Regions from separate parts of the Mus musculus genome. Here region 1 is linked to region 2. Evidence: chromatin loops called from intact Hi-C (ENCODE). Cell type or tissue: heart. All regions are shown on one strand. Each heading gives the region's core, and the rest is flanking DNA. Links, peaks and the distances in the headings are about the cores only. Region 1 has its middle 4.6 kb from the start of Caprin1. Region 2 overlaps Lmo2 (LIM domain only 2).

Region 1 (2,802 bases), core at 127-2,626, 180 kb after region 2:
AGCCCTGGCTGTCCTGGAACTTACTCTGTAGACCAGGCTGGCCTCAAACCCAGAAATCTGCCTGCCTCTGCCTCCCAAGTGCTGGGATTAAAGGCATGAGCTACCACTGCCCAGCTATGTGTTTGCCTTTTTACCTGACTGCTAAGTTGAGCTAGACACTTTGAGAATCCCAGGAGAGGGCTAAGCTCAGTAGCATACACCCTTAATCACACCTCTTGAGAGGCAGAGACAGGTCTCTGGGAGTTTGAGGCCAACCTGGTCTATATAGTTACCAGGGACAAGCAGGGCTTTGAGAGAATGTGTCTCAAAAAACCAAAACCAATATAAACAAACAAAAAACCCAATAAAACAAAACCAACCAACCAATCAAAGCCCCAAAACAAACCAAAACCAAGAAACAGACAAAACGCAAGCTGAACAACAATATGAACTAACCAGTGCCCCCGGAGCTCGTGTCTCTAGCTGCATATGTAGCAGAAGATGGCCTAGTCGGCCATCACTGGGAAGAGAGGCCCCTTGGTCTTGCAAACTTTATATGCCTCAGTATAGGGGAACGTCAGGGCCAAGAAGTGGGAGTGGGTAGGTAGGGGAGTGTGGGAGGGAGGTTATGGGGGGTATGTGGGACTTTTGGGATAGCATCTGAAATGTAAATGAAGAAAATACCTAATTAAAAACACACACACACAAAAGCTGAGCCATCTCACTGACCCTGAAAAGGATGCTTAGAATCTGGGGTCCAAGGACCAAGCATCAAAGGCTAACTACCAGAAACTGAATTATCTGCAGAGTTGGTGCCATCACCACACACCTTTGTGAAGAACTGTGTTAGTGTGAGAGAAAACTGGAATTTAATTTCAAGCGAACCATTAAAGAATAAAATATCAACAGCTTTGGGGCTCAGCTGGAAACCCAGAGTTGATCTTTAGCATTATATAAACCAGGATTGCTGGTTTATTCCAGCACTTGGGAGGTAGAGGATCAAAAGTTCAGGCCAGGGCTGGAGGGAAGGCTCAGTGTTTAAGAGAGCACTCTGTTCTTCCAGAGGGCTCAAGCTCTAGACCCAGCCTTCACACTGGGCTGCTCTAAAATACCTGTAACTCCAGCTCCAGCCCCTTTCTGGTCTCCATGGTATGGACACTCAAGATGTATATACTTATACTCAGAAACACACCCATCCACATAAAAATGTCCCCTCTAAAAAGAGCCCCTTCAGGTCATCCTTGGCTACATAGTAAGTTTGAGGCCAGCCCAGGCTACTTGAGTCCCTATCTCAAAAACAAGTAGGCAAACAAAAAACAGTATTTGGGAAAATTAAAAGTAACAAACCCTATTTTAAACATACTGTCTTTATAAAATATGTCCTATATCTAGGTATAACATTACAAGAAAAGCTGTACATAGGAGGATATAAATTACTATTTAGGCCAGTAAGACAGCAAAGAGATCAGCTATGGTAATCCCTGTCAAACTGATGCACTAATACAGAGGAAATATATGGACAAAAACATTTTGGCAGGCCTGATACTGCTTCTGAAAAGAGGTGAAAAGGCAAAGCTTACGATAAATGGACTATAGTTAGCTGAATTCACAGGAACGGGGGTATTAGAAAAGTATACCTGAGATATTTGATTTGTATTAAAATGAAAACAGAGATTTTAAGAGCCTTGTGTGTGACGTTCATACTTTCACCAGGTTTCTCAACATTTAGCTGAAGCAAAGATGCACTTGATGAAAAATCTATTTTGGTACACACGAACTTGACATCACCCAGCACTTAGGAGGCTGAAGCAGGCGGATTGCCATGAGTTCACAGCCCACTTGGGCTCCATAGTGAATTCAAGGCCAGTCTACTATTTAAGTGCTTCTGTTATTCAAAGTCACTATGGAAACCTCAGAAGGCTGTTGTCTCAAGGATTAAAATGTGTATCGGCTTGGGAAATCTGGGTTGTTAGAATGTACTATTGTGTATAGTTCCAAGGCTTAAGGACACTGGCAAGTGTTTTCCACTGCTCTGCACTCTCACTTGGGTTTGCTTAGAATACCCTTTATACTTTTCCTTTCACCAATACAGTGATTCTAATGGAAAAAAAAGTTAAAGTACTGCAGTGATTTAAGATTTTGCATAAACATTCCCCTTCTTTCAAACAGGAAACAGGCATATCTGGTTTACGGAGATCATTTTATTGGGCTAAGCAGGAAGTCAGCCTGAAGACACAGCTTTCCCTTAAATGTATTGGCCTTCCTGGACTTGCTGATACTTCTTGAGAAGATCAGAGCAGAAAGAAAAGAGGGGATTGAGATGACATAGTGTAGAAAGTGAAACCACAACAGTTATGTGTGTTCACCAGTGTTTCAGTTTCCCAAGTAGGTCCCTGACAGAATATTGTCTCTTGATCCTCTTACTGTCTTCGGTGTCATGTAACTCTGGCATATGTTGTATGTCTGGAGAATTTGACTAACTTCTAGAGCCAGCCGTGGAGATATGTGCCTGTAATCCCATCCCTCAGGAAGCTTTGGCAGTAGTACAGTGAGTTCAAAATGGCTTGAGCTACACAGTGAGATCCTGTCTTAACAGCCCCCCTTTCCCACTACTGGAAATACCTCTGACAGTCTTGTCATTTTTGGAGACACGGTTTCTCTGTGTAGCCCTGGGGGTCCTGAACTATCCAGACTGGTCTCACACTCAGAGTTCAGGATGCCTTTGCCTCCCAAGTTCTAGGCCTGTGACACCACTGCCTACGGATACCTTTGATAGTCTCACAGCATAGTAACCAACAGCCTCTCTGGCAGTCTGGTCTACTG
Region 2 (2,802 bases), core at 40-2,539:
TTGGGAGTAAGAAGTTCAGAATCAGCCAGGGTTATATAGTGAGCTCTGGGATATTCTAGGCAACAAGGAGACTCTGTCTCCAACAAAAATCCAAGAAAAACAATTACATAGCAATAATTACTATTACTGTCGCTGCTGGCGTGGTTAAAACACTAGGCTAACCTCTATAGCATCTGCCTAGGTCGCGTGAAGGCTTTGGTTCAATTTTGAACATCATAAATTGGAACACACATATACTTGCAAGATGTATAACAGAACAGGCATTGTACGGATTAGAAATATCTGCACAGGCTCAAATGGAAATACCTGCTAGGATCCAGCGGGCTCATCTTGGTAATTTATGTGTTATGCGGAAGAAGAACATACAAATCACATATCGGCAGCAGCTTGCGGCTTAAGAACGGGATTAAATATAAAAGGCTGGTTCTGCCTTGGCTTCGTTCGTGATGGAAATACAGGTGCAGCCCTCCACGATGTACCTTCTTTACACACGCTCATCCTGTGTCTAGCTCTCCAGGGAGAGTGAGGATGCCTGACATGTTAGTCTTTGGATAGGGATCCTCCACTCTTGTAAGCTCACTGCCATATCTGACTAGTTATAATTAAACAGAAGAGCATGGATTTAAAAATGTTAGACTGAATTGTGATGAAGTGTGTCAGATGAAGGATGAGCCAGCTGTTAGCCGAACAAGGTGCAGTCTCAGTTTCCGGCCCTTTGGTAAGCAGTGTTTGTCCACGTGTGTGAGTTCCTCGGTGGTTAACCAAAATACTAACCATACTAACCTGAATAGTAACAACTTCGAGCGTGTGATCCTGCTAGCTGGGAGTTGTGGTAAAACAGCCATTTTTAAGCTTCAGAGCACCCCCAGGTCTGTTCTTCAGTCACCCCCAGGTCTGTTCCAGGACAGGCAGCCCCCTGCTGAGTTTCTGCTTCTGTGTGCCTTGTGGGCTGGGTCTGTTCCCAGCAAGTTCATGCTGATGCTGGTAACCAGGCTCAGGGACGGTGGTTTGAGAACTGCTGAGTTAGAGCAAACATTCCCTCTGAGGGAGCACCTGCGGGCCACCTAGGCTGTGGTACGATATAATTGGATTTGTTTTAAATAGGCCACCTTAAGCAGTCAGATCTCCCAACCTCTTTGAGCATTTTACAGGCCAGGAGAGTCAGTCATTGCTTCATTATTCCTTCTCTAGAATTAAAGAGGGAAAAATAAACTCCAATGACAGAGACGTTAAAGTACTTTCAAGTTAATTAAACATAGCTTTAGCTGCATGCTTCTGACATCTTGATAATTAAACACATCTAGACTCACTGGTGTTTGCCAACGGTTTTATGAAATAATTGAAAATATATCCTTCATGGAGGTTTGTCATTCCCTGGGACACCCTTGGGCTGGTGGGTTGAGGAATGACCAGCAGGTGGCGCTTGAAGTCAGATAACGCCCCCGATGGGGGTGCAGGGACACAACAAGCCAAGGGGCCAGCTTTAAATCCTCAAAGTAAGGTCCTCTTAAGCACTTGTCATAAAACACCCTGAGACACACATCCTGGAAAATAGAAATGTCAGGCTCAGCATCTTTGCCACATTTCAAGCCAGGTAATTACCTTCTCTCCCAAAGGGAATCTATTTTATGTATTTGTGTGCTTTCTAGGTTACAAGTTTCCCAAAGGCAATGCTCTCCCTGCCTTCCCCTCACTCCACACAATGCCAACGTGAAATGCACATTTTACAATACCAACTTAATTATTCTATATCCCTCTGAGCTACGTGATGGCCTGTTACATAATTGCTGGTAATACAGAAACCTATATAAACCTCATATAAACCCTTGCAATAAATGGAAGCTTTTATTTGACCTAGAAATAAACTGTGTATTGACTTCACCTTTCCAAAGAGAAAAAAAAAAGCAAACCATTTCCCTGCTGGCCCAACCTGTAAGTCATTTCACATCAAGAACAGCACTGCATTTCAGCTTGTCATTTTTATTAAGTCTTCAGAATCGAGTTTTTTTTTTAATGACACACAACAAATACTTTGATATAATCTAAGATAATAAAATAGTTGAACAACTTTGACCTTTTTTTTTTAAGATTTACATTTGTATAGAAACAATCTGTGGGGCGCCTCACCTCAAAATGAAGGTGTCTAAAAACAGTGATTCATCAACATCGCTATAAATATTTGTCTGGTTGAAAGATGTGGATTTCATTCCCAACTGAAATGTACCTCCATGCAGTTTCCCTTGGCTCCAGAGCTTAAGGCCACGGGAAGGTGACCAAGGAAAAAAGAAAGAAAGAAAAAAAGAGTGACTATTTCTTCTCTCTTTCCTTTCCTAGTGTGAAGGACTGTGACTAGAACAGGGTAGTTACCAAAGCCAGGAAAAAATTAATTGCACAACTCTAGTCCATGAACACCAAGGTCACATCTAATCGATAGTTACCTGGGGAAGCCTATCAGGATGGCACAGTGCATGCTGGTCCCCAAATATTTCCTCCACTAATCTTGTCAGTTACTATGGCTAGCCTGTGACCATAAATTCTCTCTAAGGGCTGGTCCTTTTTGTCACTGAAGTCTCAGCCTTTGCATTATGTCATGTGATTGCTATGTCGTTAGTGCCCAGGAAGAGTCCATAATCTCCTAAGAAATGCCTCACCCACCCTCAGGTTCCCAAAGAGCCTAAGAGTGAAGACCACACCGAGACGGCGTCTTCACTGAACACCTCCCCACAGGTGCCTGGGACTCTGGCCTAGATGATCCCATTGATCTTGGTCCACTCGTAGATGTCTTGTTCACACACTATGTCG

Evidence for each region. Peaks named below come from ENCODE experiments on the same cell type or tissue, not always from the same donor. Only the 100,000 strongest peaks of a DNase experiment are listed, where the experiment ranks them.
Region 1: it touches region 2 in a loop (2.3-fold over the local background); 5 of 42 quality-filtered maps call a loop at or near these places.

The regions. Positions count from the first base shown.
Region 1 is chr2:103,800,812-103,803,613 of GRCm38, reverse strand. No RefSeq gene overlaps it. Among named protein-coding and RNA genes, the nearest start is that of Caprin1, 4.6 kb to the right of the region's middle. In heart, for the core only: no CTCF peak of the experiment used is centred there; no DNase peak of the experiment used is centred there.
Region 2 is chr2:103,981,037-103,983,838 of GRCm38, reverse strand. It overlaps Lmo2 (LIM domain only 2), which reads right to left. Exons shown (of 3, transcript NM_008505.4): 3 at 1,961-2,802. The coding sequence ends at 2,745. Among named protein-coding and RNA genes, the nearest start is that of Gm38515, 1.6 kb to the right of the region's middle. In heart, for the core only: a CTCF peak has its summit at 1,405 (motif pointing right); a DNase peak (open chromatin) is centred at 1,418; H3K27me3 peaks cover 892 bases.